2 separate regions of the Homo sapiens genome follow, and region 1 is linked to region 2. A link is a loop called in an ENCODE intact Hi-C map of the cell type or tissue named here. Cell type or tissue: PC-3. All regions are shown on one strand. Links, peaks and the distances in the headings refer to the core of each region. The heading gives the core; the rest is flanking DNA.

Region 1 (8,917 bases), core at 106-5,105, 160 kb after region 2:
GTGTGGGAGGGTCACGATCTTGGTAATTGCGGCTTTCCGAGCTTAACCCCTGCGTTCCTGCCTTCCTCCAACTTGTTGAAGACTCGTCGCTTAGCGGGAGAGCGAGCAGGCGCGCCACTGCGAGCGCCGGCCGGGAGGGGGAGCGAGGTGCGCGGGGCAGAGAGGGGACAGCGAGACAGCAAGCGACGGAGTTCAAATGCCCCCCTGGCAGCGGTTTTCATTGGATAGGTCTTCCCCCCCACCCCCGTCCCCACTGATTTGGTGCCCCCCCGCCCCCCATCTCCCATGTAGGGGACGTCTCCAGGCGAAGTCACGATTCCTTCTCAGTTCGGAATGAACTGTGACTAGAGCCATGACGCAGCCAGCGCGCATTACTCACTTTTTGCAGTCACGACTTGGGAATCCGTGCTGGTTCCAACCAAAATTACACCGCTACCATTGAATTATTTAATAGGATCCAGTTCGGGGGGTAAACTTGTGCATTGTGCCAAGCAATGAGAAGGGGTGGGGAAGAATGGGGAGGTGGAAATGAGGCCATGGGGTGTCCCTCCGCCCCCTTCTTGACTCTTGGACACCTCCCCCCAACCACCGCTCCACGTGTTGCAAGTGCTTTATTGGCGCTACCACCACTCCCGCCCCGACCGCTCCCCCCACCCCTATTTCCTTTGCAATTGTGGCAGAATTTGTAAACACAACCACGCAACTTGCAGGGCTGAGAGGGGCGAGGCTTGGGAAAGGGAACCAGTAGGTCCCAGTGAATGACGAGGAGGCCGCGGGGTGGGCCGAGAGGCTGTGAGCAGCTTTGGTTTGAACTGAATTGTCAAGACAAAGTGTGGGTTGCAGCGTTATTTGTGTTATTCTGCACATCGGTAAAAGCCCTTGTTACTATTATGAGTTGAATATTCAGTCTCAGTCAGGGAACCTTCCGAGAGAGGGACGGCTTCTGAGCTAAACATAACTCACCCACCCTCTCATCCCCCGGCCCGGGCTGCACCCCTGTTACCCTGTATCGGGGTCAGGTCACTAAAGCCAGAGGCTGTTGACAGAAGGGAAGGGGTGAATGAAGCAGAGAGACCTGGTCTCTTCTCTGTCCTGAAGGCTAGCCCCACTAATACTTACCTCACCGTCCCGAGTTTATATTTTTTAATAAACATATAAAATATTCCTGCACGTACACAAATCTTACTGCAGACCTGCAAGAGTGCTTCATTTCTCCCACAGTCTACAGCCCATCCTCACGGGCCAGCTTGAGGATGTACTTTTATTCTCCCTCTCCTGGAGTTAATCAGCATGAATGTCTTTGTGTGCGCGTGATACTCATTCCCCCTCTGCCTCTGATAATCTTCCTCCCTCCTCACCTGTCTGGCCACAGATTCGGCCAAAGTGTCTGGAGCTGACTGCACTGAATCTCAGTCTGGGTCCAGCCCACAACCCCAGAGAGCTGATGGTATTCCCAATAACATTTGGCAACTTAGAGAACACCTCCTCCCCAATTTCCCTTCAGGCTGATTTAGACTCCTTTAGCTTTTGGCTTTAAGGCGCCCCGCGATGTTCCCTAGCTTGGATTCTCTGCGCATCGCACCAGCAACTCCTGTGCTTTGGCTTCTAATTCACTAATTCCACCAACTCACTTGGGGCTTCTATGACTAGCATGCGAAAAGGGGGGAATAATAAGAAAAATGCCACACCACACTACTTTACACACCTCCCGGGAATTACAGAATACGGGGGTATGGGGGGCATGAAGTGGGAGGGGACGAGGGTCCGAATAAAACAACCTATAGGCTCTTATTTTGAGTCACCATCACCGAGGAGAAATCTTTCAAACCCACTGGCGGGAAGGTGCGGGATCCTGGGAATGGAGACCCGGATAGTGCCTGGCCTCTGCAGGGAAAGCCGGTGAGCCACTGGCCTTCCATTCCTGAAACGCCGGGCCTTGGCTCATCCTCGAATCTAACACTTCGCTCCCCCTCCTTTAAATCTTTTTTCCTTTCCTTCCCACTCACCCCTCCTTCCCCCCAAAGCTCTCACCGAAGTCACGACTATCCCTTTGAACATCCTTAACCCTCTCGTCCCCGTATCCCTCTCCTGCATCCAGGGCGGGGCTAACCGCAGCTGGCGCCAACCCCGCCCCCTGGCGCACGGAACTGAACTCACTGAGGACCAAGGCATTTTCAGCACCTATCTTCCGTGGACAGCAACCGAGTCTTGGGCCAGCCCGAACCAGGGTCGCCGTCCTTAGTTCCCGGACCGGAACCAAAAGGGAGGTTTGTCAAAGGAGTAGAGATTTTTCCCTCTCTTTACCCAACCCCATCCATGCAATTTTGATCTATATTGCACAGTCTCCATTAATCTCTCAGAGATATGGCCCATTAAATCGTGTCTGGCCATCCTTTAAGACAGAGAAAATGGGGAGGGGAGGGGGCCATCGAGAAAACCGAGCTCAACAGCGCCGACCCATAACGCGAGAGAGAGTTGCAGCAGCTATTGATTCAGAGATTCGTCAGGGTGATTCCCGGCTCTGCAAGAATTCCCTCTCTCGGTTTCTTTGCATGCAGCCCCAAATTCATTATACACATACACACGCACACAGCTACACCCCTTACCCCCTAGTCAGTCCCACTATCCTCTTTAGAAGGGGCAAAAAAGGCAGCCAAAAAAGAACCCCGGAGCATGCACAAAGTAAGCGTCAGCTCATACTCACAGTCTGCGGCATGCACATGACATAATATTACTTACCCAAACGGGAACTCCTTAAGAGAGAGAAAGAGAAACATAGGGGGAGGAAAGAGAAAGTGGATGGAAAGAGGAGAGAGGAGAGGAAAAATCCAACAATTAATTTCCAGACATAGTTGTGGGGGGAGGAATGCGGTGATGTCCAGGTTTTCTTCCACCCGCGCTGGCTTTTTATCCCAGTACAGCCCTCGGTTTATTTCTGGAACACGATCAAACCCTGATGCTATTTTTAGCAAGTACTGAAAAAACCTCCACACACAAAGGCATTTCGCTGGAACCTTACTTCCAAAACATTAAATGTGCATTAAACGCCCCCTCCTCACTTTTTTTTCCTGCACCACCAGACTCACTTGCATAACTGCAGAAAATGTTTTTCAAATCAGAAAAATACCCAAATATTTCTTATATTCTCCCTCCCTCCCGTTAACTCCCATCTGTCTCTGCCTGTTGCAAGCTCCTCGCAGTCTCCCCGAGCAGAAGGCGTTGGAGTGGTTGTATTCTTAGAGCTGCATGTCTCCATTGATCAGATTCCCTACATGCTGAGGAAAGTAGGGGGTGGGGGGGCATAGCCCCTTCCCCAGAGGAGCTTCCCAGGAGAGCTCTAGAAGCGATTGCTATCCACGATGGAGATTCCCAGATGAGGAAAAAAAAAATCATCCATACCCTTCCCACGTTTCCCACCCACGCTCTGCAAAATCGCGTTGTGTTTGCAACACACCGCCTTTGGAAATGTATATTTTGAAAGCTGCATATGTGTGTCTGTGTGTGTGTTTTGCGTTCTAGTAATTCACTACGAGGGGGCTGGAGAAAATAGACTCATGAAGGCAGCGCGGAGCAGCCGCCTTGAGTCTCCTTTGCCAGCCTGCGTCAGTCATCAGCTACTGACGTCACGTGCAGATTCTCCTCTTTGGTGGGTCTGGTTCAGCTGAGAAGACGCTTCTGCTCGGAGACAGCGCTTTGTGTTCCACGCAGCCACTGAGCAGGCGAGGCGGCCGAGGCGGGCGCCACCCCAGGCTTGGGCTGGGCAGCTGCAGAGCAGGCTGCAGCCTAGTCTGCACCGGGCAAGCGGGGCCCCGAGGGGCGTGCCCAGCAGGACAGCCCCCTCCCCAAACTCTCCCAAGACGCCCAATGCAAACTCGGCCGTGCACACGCTCCCGCGCGCGTCCTTTCCCCGCCCTTTCTCATCTGGTCACTGTAGCATAGACAGCTATGGCTGTAACTCGGATTAATTCTGTGTGTTTGTCGGGCAGATAGCCCCGGCTCCTCGAGTGACGCAAATAACAGATTCTAAGGCTCCCGCTCTCTCCCTCCTGCTCTCTTTTTCTCCCTCCTTTTCCCTCTTCTGTTTCCTGCGCCCACGCATCCTGCCTGGTCTCCCACGGAATCAGCCAGTTATACAGCTTCCCAGAGAGCAATGATCCGAGTTACAGAGAGACGGACAGACTCCCAGAGCAGAAACAAATAAGCCTGCAATTAAATACACACATGCACACAACCCTTTGCAAATGGCCAGCAGCCATTTAGGGGCTCCCCTGTGTGGGGGAAAGGGGAGCTGATTCACAAATCCACCGCCCTCGAAGGCGTCAGTTCTGGCGGTGGGGAGCGCCCAGAGGGGAGTGTCCGGCTTGCTACTGCGGCTTTCCCCTCTGCTCTCCACCCGAAGAGGAAACTCACCTCTATAAATACCCAGATAGCAGGGTATTCTGGAATAAATAACTTTTGTTGAATGGTAGGAGGAGGAGAAAATTCAACAAAGACTGCAAATGCTTAGTCTCCAGCGACATTATCAGGACTTTTTAAGGCGAGGTGACGTTTACCCTTTCTCCCTCTCAAAGACCAGGATATCTTTTTTCTGCTTAAAATAATGTCCCTGAAAAATGAGCTCAATGGATTAGTGCTATTTTTAAACCAATCTGAATGGAGCTTGCTTCCTAAGGGTGAGGAAGGGTGTGCATGTGTGTGTGGATGTGTGTGTCTCAGGGTGTGTGGGGTGTGTCTGAATCTGAGGTTTTCAGCAGAAGAAATGCCACACCTCAGCATGACAAAGGGTTTCTTGATTGATGAGTGATGGAGGTGGGGAGAATTCTTGCAGATTGGAAGATCTGAACAAAACCACATGCACACAAATCACCCTCCTTAAATGCACACATATCCTAGATCCACTTGGATAACTTCTGCCCTGAGAGGGGGAAAACCAGAAAGCAGAGAGCTATTTACAATCATGGCTGGAGGAATGGCTGATCTTCTTTCTTAACCCTAATTATCGACCTTCCCTGCAATGGTTTCCTTTGATGCCAGTAAACACTTTTCCAGAGGTTATCACTTGGATTTGGGGCACAAGGCCTGGGAGAGAATGATCATGGGCCTCAGCTGTGTCATCTCCCTTTTCAGGATCTCCTACTCTTTGTAACTTGCCTGAGAGATTTGGGGTTAAGCTTAGCCCATCCACTACCCTCAATTCCTGTCTGTGGCTTTAGCTGTGCCTACTAAAGGGAGACAGAGGACGTCTGCTGTGTATGGAGGACACCCTCTGGCAGCCCATCAGCAGCTGTTTATTTTTAGCTCACGATTGCATACATGCATGCATGTGAGAATGTTGCTGCAGTTGGGAGGTGTGCAGTCAGGAGAAATATCAATGAGAGGGAGGCGGCCCTGGTTCTTGCACTGAAGATGACTTATCACATGGGGTCATCAAATGTGGCCAGATGGACAGGAGACGCCGGCAGTGTTTCAATAAAGTCTCCTTGGATTAATGAAAATGTCAGGCTAAACATGTTTTTAAAGGCACAGAGTAGGTATGTTTTTAGATATGAAATTAGGTATGTGTAAGCATAAATTCATGTGTGTGGGCACATTCACAGAAGCCACATGGTTTCTGTTTGGACTATTGAAACTATACAGAGCAGGGCACTTTAGAATGTAACTGCTTTCTATGCTGTATATAGTGGCTGAGTGTTATTGTGTCTGATGTTGAGATCAAGACAGATTCATTTAAAATCACTTAACAACTTTTAAGCAAACCCAGAATCTAGTCCTAACAAGTAAGGTAGCGTTGGAAATGGAAGAAATGCACATCAGAACTTTAAGGGCAGCAGCCAAAATTATGCTGGTGTAACGCCGGCTTCCTGGTGGATTCAATGTCTTTGCTCCTCCCTCCCAGAAGAGGGCGCCTCTCTGCCTTGTTTCTGTCTTGCTCCAGTAATCAAGACAGAGAGGGGCTTGGAAGCTCCGCAGAAACATCTGCAGAAAGTTAGACCTCCATAGCTAGCATCTCCATTTCCCCTACTCCTCAGTCAGGTCCTTTGGAGGATGTCTGGGCTGGAGCTGGTGAAATTGGCTTCCCGAGCTGTCTCATCATCCTGTACTAAGGGCTGTGGTGCCCAATTCCTGTCTGAGCAGTCAAGCTAAAGACCCTGCAAATGAATAGACTGATGTGGAACCTGTCCAAGGTGAAAACCGCCTTCTGCATTGCCAGCTCATTCCAGAGCATCCCAAGCATGAGGAGGACTCGTTCCCCCAATGCTCCCCCAGAGGGCTTGTGGGAGTAGGCTGCTTATCACGAAGCCCTTGAAAAGAACTGAGTCTCCTCTCTTTCAGGGTGAGCGAAGCCCAGAAACTCCTGCCTGCGTCGACTGTCTCCTCCCCAAGCACCACGAAAAATGCCAGTAGGTAATGTACTGGATTTGGAGAAGGAAAAACAGTCCAGCTCCCATGATATCAACCAAGGGAAGTCCCTCAGGGAGGAAGTCTAGGAAAAGGATTCCTCTTTTCCTAAAGGTGTCTTCATCAGGGAGCAGAACTATTTTGGCCTAAGGAAAAGAGGGAGAGAGAAGAAACCAATAGTTTTTCAGCTTCAACTATATGCCAGACACTGTGCCGGACACTTTTACATAAGAAGCTTTATTTAATCCTTAAGGCAATTCTCTAGGTGTCATTATGATAATGGTACCTACCCCTTAGGCTTGTTGAGCATAGAAATCACTCCCAAAACAGTTATTATTTTTCCCATTTGAAAGCTAGGGAAATGGAGACCATAACGTTTAAACAGCTTGTCTAAAAGTCTTAGAACTTGAAGTTACAAAACTAAGGATCAGATCAAATTCATATCTGTATGGCTCCAATACTCATGCCACATCACTCCATCATGTTGCCTCGATTCCAACCTCTGATCTTTAATATTCCAGGTCTATCCCCCAACATGTGGAGTTGGAGGTGTCTGGGACTTTCTCAGACATTTTCTGAATAACGAGACTGATCTATTCCTCCTAAGAAGCCTGTTAGCGAATAGATGCCCCCTGAATAAGGCTCTCTGCCTGTGAGAAGAGACCCCTCCATCCTATTTCAAGGAAAGCCCTAGCTGGTTTAGCCTCATCCAAAACTCAAGGGATTTGCCTGAAACCAACCAGTTTGTGGTGGAGATGCAGTGAACTTGACATTCATTCAGGCTGCTGCATCCAAGCATGCTTCCACTCACACCGAGGATGCCCCTGAGATGGTCCAGGGAAGAATTAGGAACTCCCTGGTCCAGTCTTCCAAGAAACCTTTCCTAAAGTAAGAACAGCAGAAAGTCTACATGCACCTTGAGTTAGCTAGTCATCCTAGTCCTCCGTCGCTCCTTCAGAAACTAGCATCTCTGATTATTTTTCTGATTCTGAAAACTTTATAGGCTGAGCCATTAGCACGGTGGGGGTAGATAGGCCACAGCATGCATAATTCAGGCTATTTCAAGATCCCCTCCCCTTGTTAAATACACATTTTCATCACTTACCCTGATCAAGAAGTATATTCGGTCTTGGAAAGCACTTCTTAGAAGCCAGCATATTTGGAGATTTGAGGGTGAAAGTTTTAAGGACCACTGGATGCTGGAGGAAAGTGACTGTAATTCCACCCCTTCCCCCTTTTTTTTTGGTTGCCATCAACAACTCAAAATAGTCTCAACAGTCTATTCACCTGAAAGTAACATTGTTCAACTTCAGAACAGTTGAGACAATATCTGCTTTTCGCACAACCCCATTATCGATGGGCAAACTCAAATGCCCTCCTCTCAGCCATTCTAACTGCTGGACACCTTGGAGAACCAGATGATAGGTTTTCCCATGCCTTGCTGATAAAAGGCACATTGGAGAGAATGAGAACCTAGAGAGTCACTCAGGAATACCTAGAGTTGGTTTCATGGTGAGGATCTCAGCAAAGACAGGGGAGCTAAAGCAAGCACATGATAGGGGGCTGAGGCTGGGGCAGGGATCAGGATTCCAGCACACTTGAGCTTAGCAGAGGCTAAATAGAAAGGTGTCAGGGGTTGGGAAGCATGGCCACAGAGAGAAAAGAACAATCTGCAGCATGTTTAGAGATACCTGCATAAGTTTAGCCTTAACCTTGTGGTTGAAGGACAGTTGTTTATCTACCTGAATTCAGCAGGCAGAGAGATAGCTCAATCACAAATTCATGGGTGTTGGGTAGGTCTGAATTAGCAGAACTTTTTATTCATTCACTATTAAAGCAGCCTTGCAATTAGCTGCTGATCTACTAAGCTTGGATCACTATATCTGGTAGGCCAAGAGTAAAGAATGGGGATTGTATTTCTTTAATTCCTAGTCTAATAAGTATAGGCTGGGGGACATAGAGGAATAATGGACTAACATATCTGCTGGATAGGCAAGATTTTTTGTACTTATTGGAGAGGCTATTAGTTAAATAATGAATTGGATCTGAATCTTGTCATGAGAAGAGAGACTTCAGTTCACATTTGAAAACCTGGTATCTTCCATCAGTGCTAGCTTACCTATAAAAGTAGAAAGAAAAGGGGAGGGGAGAAAATACACTTTCTAGGTATGGTGGGTTTTCAGAGAGCTACACTTTTTGTAGTAGTGATTGTCTTTGAGAAAGAGACAACAAATTCTGGTTTGGTCAATCCTCAGGATCTGTTTTGGTTTTATAGAGGTCTAAATTAACATTGTGAGGCTGGACTAACATCTATGTCTGGGCTAGGATCCCTGAAGAGCATTTGGGTAAAGAGGGACCAATAGAGGACAAATTTTAGGGCCTAACAGGGTGGATCTGACTCATCAGCACAGGGTTTATCAAAGCACTACAAACCACCCTAGACAGTGCGGGCAAATGCCACTTACCTCACCATCCAGGAACCTGTGGCTCAGGACCCATGAAGAAAAGCCTTGGGTCT
Region 2 (9,037 bases), core at 4,038-9,037:
AAGCCTTTAGATCTACAAGTTACATGATGGGTAATGTATTATATTTGCAATAACATACAAACATACCCAAGTTTAAGTCAATTATGAAAGAAAAAGTCCTACTCAACAAACATGGAAAAAATTCAAATTTGTTTATTTAAGACAGTGGGAATAAGGGTTGTCCTGCTTTTGGTTTTAAAGGTATTTTCATGGGGCACAGTGGCTCATCCCAATACTTTGGGAGGCTGAGGTGGGAAGAATGCTTGAGCTCAGGAGTTCAAGACCAGCCTGGGCAACATAGCGAGACCCCAATCCTACAAAAAAAAACTCAAGAAAATTAGCCAATGTGGTAGCACACACCTATAGTCCCACCTACTCGGGAAGCTGAGGCAGGAGGATCCTCTGAGCTCAGGAAGTTGAGGATGAAGTGAGTTATGATTGCGGCACTGTACTCCAACCTGGGTGACAGAGTGAGATCCTGTCTCAATTTAAAAAAAAAAATATATATATATATATATATATATATATTTCCTTTGCCTTAAAGCTATATGTCTTCCAACAGTAGTAGCAGAGATAGCAGCTGTAGTTGGATAGAAAATCCCTCAGTTGCCGGGCGCGGTGGCTCACGCCTGTAATCCCAGCACTTTGGGAGGCCGAGGCAGGCAGATCATGAGGTCAGGAGATCAAGACCATCCTGGCTAACGTGGTGAAACCCTGTCTCTACTAAAAACACAAAAAAATTAGCCAGGCGTGGTGGCAGGCGCCTGTAGTCCCAGCTGCTTGGGAGGCTGAGGCAGGAGGATGGAGTGAACCCAAGAGGGGGAGGTTGCAGTGAGCCGAGGTCGCGCCACTGCATTCCAGCCTGGGCGACAAAGCGAGACCCCGTCTCAAAAAAAAAAAAAAAAAGAAAAAGAAAAAGAAAATCCCTCAGTTAAGTTCAATAATTTTTTATTTTTATAAAATAATAGTGTGATTTTCACTATTTTAAAATTAAACTATATTGTCTGGGGAGTCAATTCTTCATCATAAATTTTAGAAAGGTAAACCAAAGTATAACATCTCAAATCAAAAGTCTATTGATAGTTGCTTCTGGGGGATTAGGGAAAGATGGGAAAGAGATTACTTTTTATCATTATTTTAACTCTTTGCATTTTTTAACCATGTGCATGTACTGCATTTTTTTTTAAAGTCCTTTGCTACTATGAATAGAAAAATGGTGTAAACTGAGCCAGCAAACTCATCTACTCCAATTTTCCAAAATCAGGGTAGTCTTGTTTAAATCAGTGTTTCTCAAGGTCACTTAAGTTTTCTTAAAACTGAAATTTTTTCTTAACTAAAATTTAATAGAAAACTTGATTACTTGATTACTGTTTAATTGCTTCTTATAAAGGACCATCAGTTTCAATTAACATAGACTATTAGTGTAAAAAACATATGAATGTCAAAATTTAAAAATATTAATCAATGTGGTACCTAAGATAATCTCTTGGTTGATCTTTGGAAAACACTGATCTAAACACTCCCACCCTTATAATACCAATTTTCAATGAAAACCAAATAAAACAAAGACCAGCTTCCAAGTCATCCAAATCAGAAGTACTGCTTGTTTTTTGTGGTTTCTTAAAATGAAAAAAACGAAGCATTCACAGCAACACTGAAATGATAAGATACAATGTGCAAAAACTACCCTGGGGAGGCCATCCTTCATGTGTTAAATGCACATCTGGGCCAGAGCCTGCTGGTTGCCTTCCTTAATACCCATTCTTCCCTTCTTCCTTTGCAGGAGAATACTGATTTTTAACCCAGCATATTGTGGCCTGGAATAAGGACTTATATTCCAACCTCCCTACCAGCTAGCAGTGGCCATATGATTAATTTCAGGGAACAACATGAAGCAAGGTTGTGAAGGACTTTGAAAAAGGCTGCTTAATGGAAGCTGACTTGGCAGAGACAGGCCCCTTTTGCCCTTCATCTAGTCAATTCTAAAGTGATGGCTGTAGCTGCAGTAGTCTCTTGAACCATGAAGTAATCTTAGGGTTGAAGCCATGGGCTAAGATAATGGAACAGTATCATAGGAATCAAGGTCCCTGATAACACCACTGAATTACCACGCCATTTTAAAATCCCAATCATTTCTTCTTTTACTGTTTATCATAAGGAATCAAACATATACAAAAGTTCTAGTCTTTAAAGTGGGTGAAAAATAAACTTGTCTTATTAAAGCAACTATGATAGGCCCGGAAAAGTAAGCGTAAACGGTCAATAAAATAAATTATGAAAACAAAATAATATTCACATCATTATAAGAATATTTGCTCAAGGTATGTCACTGATATCATCCAGGTAATTCTCACAACTACTACCCCAATCTACGCTATCATCCCAAACACAAGGACTTGTACGAGGAATCTTTCATCCCTCCTCACTCAATTCATGCTATACACAGTTAAAAATTATCTTTCTCAAACACCATTTTTTCTCTGCCAAGAAGTTACATTTCCCTTTTGCCAACTATATAAAAACTGAAACACAAATTCATTCACTTCTTCCCATTGCTACCACCTAGAGCTACCATCATTCATCTCCCACAAGAACTACTGTTAACAGCCTTCTAACGCATTCGCCTGGTCCCGTTCTTACTCCTCTCCAATTCAATCTCTACATTGTAGCCAAAACAATCACTCCAAAGTGCAAATCTGAACTTCACTTCCCTGCCTAAAACCTGTCACTGGCTTCTCACTCCCCTCATTCTTTACAAGGTCTTCCATGAGCTGACCTTACTCCTACCACTTTCCTCCTTCCACTCAAGCATGCCCCAGTTGTGCTGAAATTTTTACAGTTCCTCCAAGGTAACATGCTTTCTCTTCGAAAATGTTCTCTACACCTCCAACGTACACTCTGCTATGGTTTTAATGTGTCCCTTCCAAGAGTCAGGTGTTAAACTTAATGGCCAATGTGACAGTAGTAAGAAGTGGAGACATTAAGAGGTGATTAGGCCATGAAGTCTCCTCCCTCATGAGTGGAATTAAGGCCCTTATAAAAGAATCTTCATGAAGTGTTCCTTCAGCCAACTTTCTGCCTTCTGCTCTGTGAGGACACAGCATTCGAAGGATGCAGCAACAGGGTGCCATCCTGGAAACACACAGTATCCCTTTCCAGACAACTGAACTTACCAGCACCTTGATCTTGGACTTCCTGGCATGCAAAACTGTGAGAAAATACATTTCTGTTCTTTATGTATTTTATTATAGCAGCACAAATGAACTAAGACACACTTCTAGCTGTGTTTCCCTCCCATCCTTGAGGTTTTTCAGTTAAACCGTCTCATCTCCCATTAAGCCTTCCTTGACCTGTAGACTAACTTAGAACCTCATACAGAATTCTCTGCCCCATAGTACTCCGAACTCCCCCTTTGTGAAAGCTGATCATGCCAGTTGGGTCACTCTTGTCACACCCGACTGAAACAGAGACAAGAAGCCAGGGGGAAAAGCCCTTAGGGTACAAAACATTGCTCCAAGAATGTAATTCTCTGCAAGCTTGACTGCTGAAACTGCTCGTTGTAACCTGACACCAGTTTTATCTATGTTTGCTGCAACTCTGGAACTAATTTTGTCCACAGCAGTTGCTCACCAATCAGGACTTGCCAGTTCCCCAAACCCTTACCCAAAGCCAGTGAACTTTCTCAAAGAGCAATAGGTAACATTTCTTCTTTTTATAAAACCTCTAGTTTTTTTCTTTTTGTTTTGGAGAGTGCTTTCGGTTCATGCTGGAGACTCTCTGTTTTGCAAACTGATATTGCCAATAAAACTCTCTTTCCTACTATCTAGCCATGCTGGTCGTCCTTTGGACAATATCATCATGACATTCATCACACAGGATTCTGTAAGAGCAGGGTCTGTCTGGATCATCACAGTCTAACTGCTAGCACAGAACCTGGCAAAAAGCAGGTGATTAATGAGGTTTTACTGTATGAATGGATGAGTGAATGAATGGAGATTATAAAAGGAAAACTAACCTTTTATGACCCTACCCACTGCTTTTTCCACACCTTATTTAGAAATAATTACACAACCCCTACACTCTTCAGCCTCCTCTCAACGTCAAGAATCATCTAAAAGTGAGATTTTCAAGAACTTTAACAGAGAGAAGTTTAACTTTATGATAAACCTGTAGATTTGCACTTTCAAAGAATTCTGAGGCTGTCCTTGAAAGGTGATGATTTCCGGGGAACAACACACACTGGGACCTGTTGGAGGGGGTGGGGGTTGGGGGAGGGAAAGTATCAGGAAGAATAGCTAATGGACTCTGGGCTTAATACCTAGGTGATGAGATGACCTGTGCAGCAAACCACCATAGCACATGTTTACCTCTGTAACAAACCTGCACATCCTGCACATGGACCCCTGAACTTAAAAGTCAAAGAAAAAAAAGAGACAAGTGATGATTTTCAGTGCTAGAGAGAACTACTTCACTCATAATGTGCCAGTGAAACATGCTAAAACATGTTTTACCAAAACATGCTTTACCAAACATGCTAAATTACCAAAGTAGTGAGAGTTCACTATTTTTTTTTTTTTTTTTTTTGGGACAGAGTCTGGCTCTGTCGCCCAGGCAATCTCCGCTCACTGCAAGCTCCGCCTGCCGGGTTCACATCATTCTCCTGCCTCAGCCTCCCGAGTAGCTGGGACTACAGGCGCCCGCCACCATGCCTGGCTAATTTTTTGTATTTTTAGTAGAGATGAGGTTTCACCGTGTTAGCCAGGATGGTCTCGATCTCCTGACCTCGTGATCCACCTGCCTCGGCCTCCCAAAGTGCTGGGATTACAGGCGTGAGCCACTGCGCCTGGCCGGACAGTTCACTATTCTTGTCTCTAAGATTTGCTTCTTCATTTAACACTGGTGTCCTCAGATTCCACTTTGCTATGAAATACGTGGATAAGTTAGGGTAGCTTTTAACAATACACAGAAAAAAGCTATATGGTATCACCCAGAACCCTGTGGGTTGGGACAGTACAGATGATGGTCATGGGTGGCACTATAAGGTAGAGGAAGAAAAGAAGGAAAGTGGAAAAAGGAAGATTTTTTAAAAAGGCTTATGTCTTCATACACAAATATAACACTAGAACCCAAATTTACAAGCCTTTGAGAAGATGGAAACTGACAACTATAAAGAATAGCCCAACTTGGCATCCAGAAGTGTCTAGCTTGCTACAGATTATATAAAATACTGGCAACTGACCAGGGCTCCACTTCCAGATTTTATACAGTCAACAAAAATACTTTAGTTTGTGTAGGTTAAAAATATTCTACTCTTTTTGTCCTCAACTTGCTAGGAACAGATATTTTTAGTAAGAACCCAATCAACCTTATCAAAATCAAACATCAAAAATAGACTAGAGCAACACTGGAAGCAAACTCACTATTTTTAGCTCTTCTGTCTATTCCCTGCCACTACCCACAAAATTCTGACTGTAAAGTCCATGCCTAAGAGCTTAGTTATTCCAAACAGGTTCCTTCTTGTGACTCTTTTTTCCCCCCGAACACCTGAATGCAGAAAACACTCGATTGATTAAAGATTAATACTGCCGCAAACCATGACAGCTGCCTTTCCTCTGAGGGCTTTGGGAGGAGGGTGGTAGGAATAGAAAATGATAGAGAGCTTGCATCAGTATTCCTCTTGGGAATCTATTACATGGAAAGAAAATTGCTATTTCAATTCCCTTTTGTTGCTAAAAATAGCAGTCTCAACTGATTCAGGCAAACAGTGTAGGGGCTTAGCAGTGCTGAATTTAGAAACCACAGAAGTCCCTGAGAGCAAATGCTAACGTAGTCTTAACACACGCCAGCTCATATTTAACAAAGAACAAAGAAGAGAAGCATGCAGGGTGCAAGTTAATAAAACAGCAGCAACTTCCTCCATTTTTATTAAAGACAAACAGTGAAAGTGATGCAATATAAGACCACTCTAACTTGTTCTCCTAATCATATTATAAAAATAATTTTACAGAAAAATATTAGTTTATGCATACACCCAGATATTGTGGGCATTTTCCACAATCCCATGGTATGAGGAAGCACACATCTTTCTTCAAGAACAGTAGATTATTATAGAAAGAAAATGCCCAGTTTACAAATGTCCTGTCCCAATACAGAGTCCCCTTTTTCCCACTCAGTCCTTTCAGGTTCCCCACTGAGCAGCCCTCTCTTCGACTCTTTACTCCCCTTCTTTTGACCCAACCAGACACTGCAGACTGTTCTACTTGTCACTTAAAAAACTGGCAAACCCAAACAACAACAATAACAAAAATTCAAAGCATCTATAGGTCCAGAACAGAAAAACGAAAACAAAAAAAAAACTGTGAAAAGCAGATTTGCTTAAAGGCAGTTACTCCCCTGGGCCGACTTCCAGGCAAGGCCCTGCGATTCCTTCTGGTGGCACCATAACCCAAAAATGCCTTCTGCCTGATTTTTTCACTTTATTTGGTTAACTAAAAACCCTTCCAAATAATGATTCATTTTGGTTAATGCCACATCCTCTTTAAAAATGCAAACCCATGTATAAGAATTAAAAGGCTATCAATCTTTATGCCTCAGTGTGATCTGATTCAAACTACTTTGTGGCTTCCTTTGGGAATACCCAAAATGTGGGAGTAACACGGAAGGGGCCTCATGAAAATAGGAATTCTCATGCTGTTCTCGTGACAGTGAGTGGGTTATCAGGAGGTCTGATGGTTTAAAAGCGTGTGGCAGTTCCCCCTCGATCTCTCTCTCCTGCCACCAGGTAAGACATGCCTTGCTTCCCCTTCATCTTCCACCATGATTGTAAGTTTCCTGAGGCCTCCCCAGCCATGCAGAACTGTGAGTCAATTAAACCTCTTTTCTTTATAAATGACAGAGTCTCAGGTAGTTCTTTACAGCAGTGTGAAAACATACTAATACAACAACCCACACATAGAATGAGAGAAAACATTTGCAAATCATCTATATAATAAAGGTTTATTATCTAGAATATATAAAGAATTTGTACAACTCAGTAACAAAATGATGATCCAATTTTAAAATTGGGCAAAGGACTTGAATAGACATTTATCCAAAGAGGATATACAAATGGCCAACAGGCATAAGAAAAAAGCTCAACATTATTAGAGAAATGAAAATCAAAACTACAGTGACACACTAGGTTGACCGTAATTTTTTAAAATGTAAATTAAGTGTTGGTGAGGATGTGGGGAAATTAAAGCCCTTGTACATTGCTAGTAGAACTATAAAATGGTGCAGCCACTGAAGGAAACAGGTTGGGAGTTCCTCAAAAAGATCAACAGAAATACCATATGACCTGGCAATTCCACTCCTAGGTATATAGCCCCCAAAACTGAAAACCTGTATTCAAACAGAAACTTGTATATGAATGTTCCTAACAGCACCACTGCCAATAGCCAAAAGGTAGAAACAACTCAAATGTCCAACAAATGATGGCTGAATAAACAAAGTGTAGTATATACATACAATGGAATATTATTCAGCCACAAAAAGGGATTAAGTACTGATACATGCTACAATGTGGATGAACCTTATATATGAACATCATGCTTAATGAAAGAAGCCAGACACAAAATGTATTCTATTTACACGAAACATCCAGAATAAATAGGTAAGTCCATAGAGGAAGAAAGCAGATTAGTGGTTGCCAGGGACTGTGGATGGGAGGATAGAGAGGGACTGCTTAGTGGGTATGGTGTTTCCTTTTGGGGTGGTAGAAATACCTTGAAACTAGATAGAGGTGAAAGTTGCACAGCAGTGTGAATGTACTAAAGCCCCCTGAATCGTACACTGTGAATTCGTTAATGGTTAATTTTATGTAATGAGAATTTTACTTGAATTTCTTTTAACCCTGCCCCCCCATTTTTTGGGGGGATGGGGTTTCTGAAGTGATTTTACCTTTATTTCCTTCACTTTTTAAGCCAATCATGAAATTTCACAGTGATTTCTGGGGTGGGGGCAGAAGGAAGGCGGTGTTAAGAATCATCGGGGCTGTGGCCAGTTGGCCCGTGAAGATGCAGGCAGGGTGGGCCCTCACTGGGGCAGCTGGAGGGGCACGGACTGCCCTGCTGGCAGGTAGGTGATATTCCGAGAGCGAGAGCTGGTATGCAATGTCCTCCACGACTTCCAGCTTACACAGCTCGATCAGGCTGTCCCCTGCGGTGGCCAGTGAGTTGGTGATCAGCTCGGCTGCCTTAGAGTCACCCTCAGCAGAGATGATGGCCGCCTTTTTCCTCTGCTCAGCCTTTTCCACCACAGATCTGGCCCTCTCTGCTTCCTGCTGAGCCACCTTTTTGGCTTCCACGGCTTCTGTGAACTCCTTCCTGAAAGTCAGATGTGTCAAGGACACGTAGTCCAGGATGAACCCAAAGGTGGCTGCTCGCTCCGTAAGGTCGTCGCTCACCTGCCTGGAGACCAGCTCTCTCTGGGTGATTAGTTCTCCAGCATCAAAGCGTGCCACCACTGACTTGATTTGGTAGTGATGGACGGCAGCACACGCTCATCATAGTCCTCTCCGATGCTGGTGAAGATATGAGGAAGTTGGCTAGCGATAGGCCGGAAGAGGATCCGCCGTGTGATATTGACAATCTATAAATCTTTGCTACCAGTGATGACTGGAGCATTACGTGGTCGAGAACAGCAAAGATAATTGGTTTCTGTACCCATGGGATGAGAAAGTGAGTCCCTTCCCCTACTACAATGTCCTGTACTCCATGGAATTGGTCAAAGATCGCAGCTCTGTGCCCAGCATCCACATTATATAAGGCAGAGTTTACCACACCTCCTGCAACGGCTAAGACCAGGCCAAACTTGCCAATGGACTCAAACACTTTGGCAGCCAAGTTTTCTTCTGCTGGGCCCTCTCACACCTTCTTCCACTCTGACCTCCACATGAATTCCCCCTAAACCCCTTTTTTTAAAAGTTACTAAAGATTAGCTTTTTACCAAGGGCTAGATCAGGAAAGGGACAGAAATTGCTATTTTTCTTGGTGTATCATTCCTTGAATTTGGGAAGTAA

What was found. A loop is a pair of places that touch in the nucleus more often than their neighbours do. Peaks named below come from ENCODE experiments on the same cell type or tissue, not always from the same donor. Only the 100,000 strongest peaks of a DNase experiment are listed, where the experiment ranks them.
Region 1: a loop joins it to region 2, with 5 times the contacts of the local background. A loop is called at or near these places in 2 of 110 quality-filtered maps.

What each region holds. Positions count from the first base shown.
Region 1 is chr11:43,570,434-43,579,350 of GRCh38, reverse strand. All of the region lies in intron 2 of LOC124902807 (potassium/sodium hyperpolarization-activated cyclic nucleotide-gated channel 4-like), which reads left to right. It also overlaps a transcript of HSD17B12 not described here. Among named protein-coding and RNA genes, the nearest start is that of MIR670HG, 5.6 kb to the right of the region's middle. RefSeq lists silencers at 93-142, 2,038-2,332 and an enhancer at 3,254-3,996. In PC-3, for the core only: a CTCF peak has its summit at 2,127 (motif pointing left); a DNase peak (open chromatin) is centred at 370; H3K4me3 peaks cover 787 bases; H3K27me3 peaks cover 4,299 bases.
Region 2 is chr11:43,733,583-43,742,619 of GRCh38, reverse strand. The region is part of intron 1 of HSD17B12 (hydroxysteroid 17-beta dehydrogenase 12); the gene reads right to left. It also overlaps the pseudogene PHB1P2. Among named protein-coding and RNA genes, the nearest start is that of HSD17B12, 57 kb to the right of the region's middle. In PC-3, for the core only: a CTCF peak has its summit at 6,398; a DNase peak (open chromatin) is centred at 6,519; H3K4me3 peaks cover 1,093 bases; H3K27ac peaks cover 3,569 bases.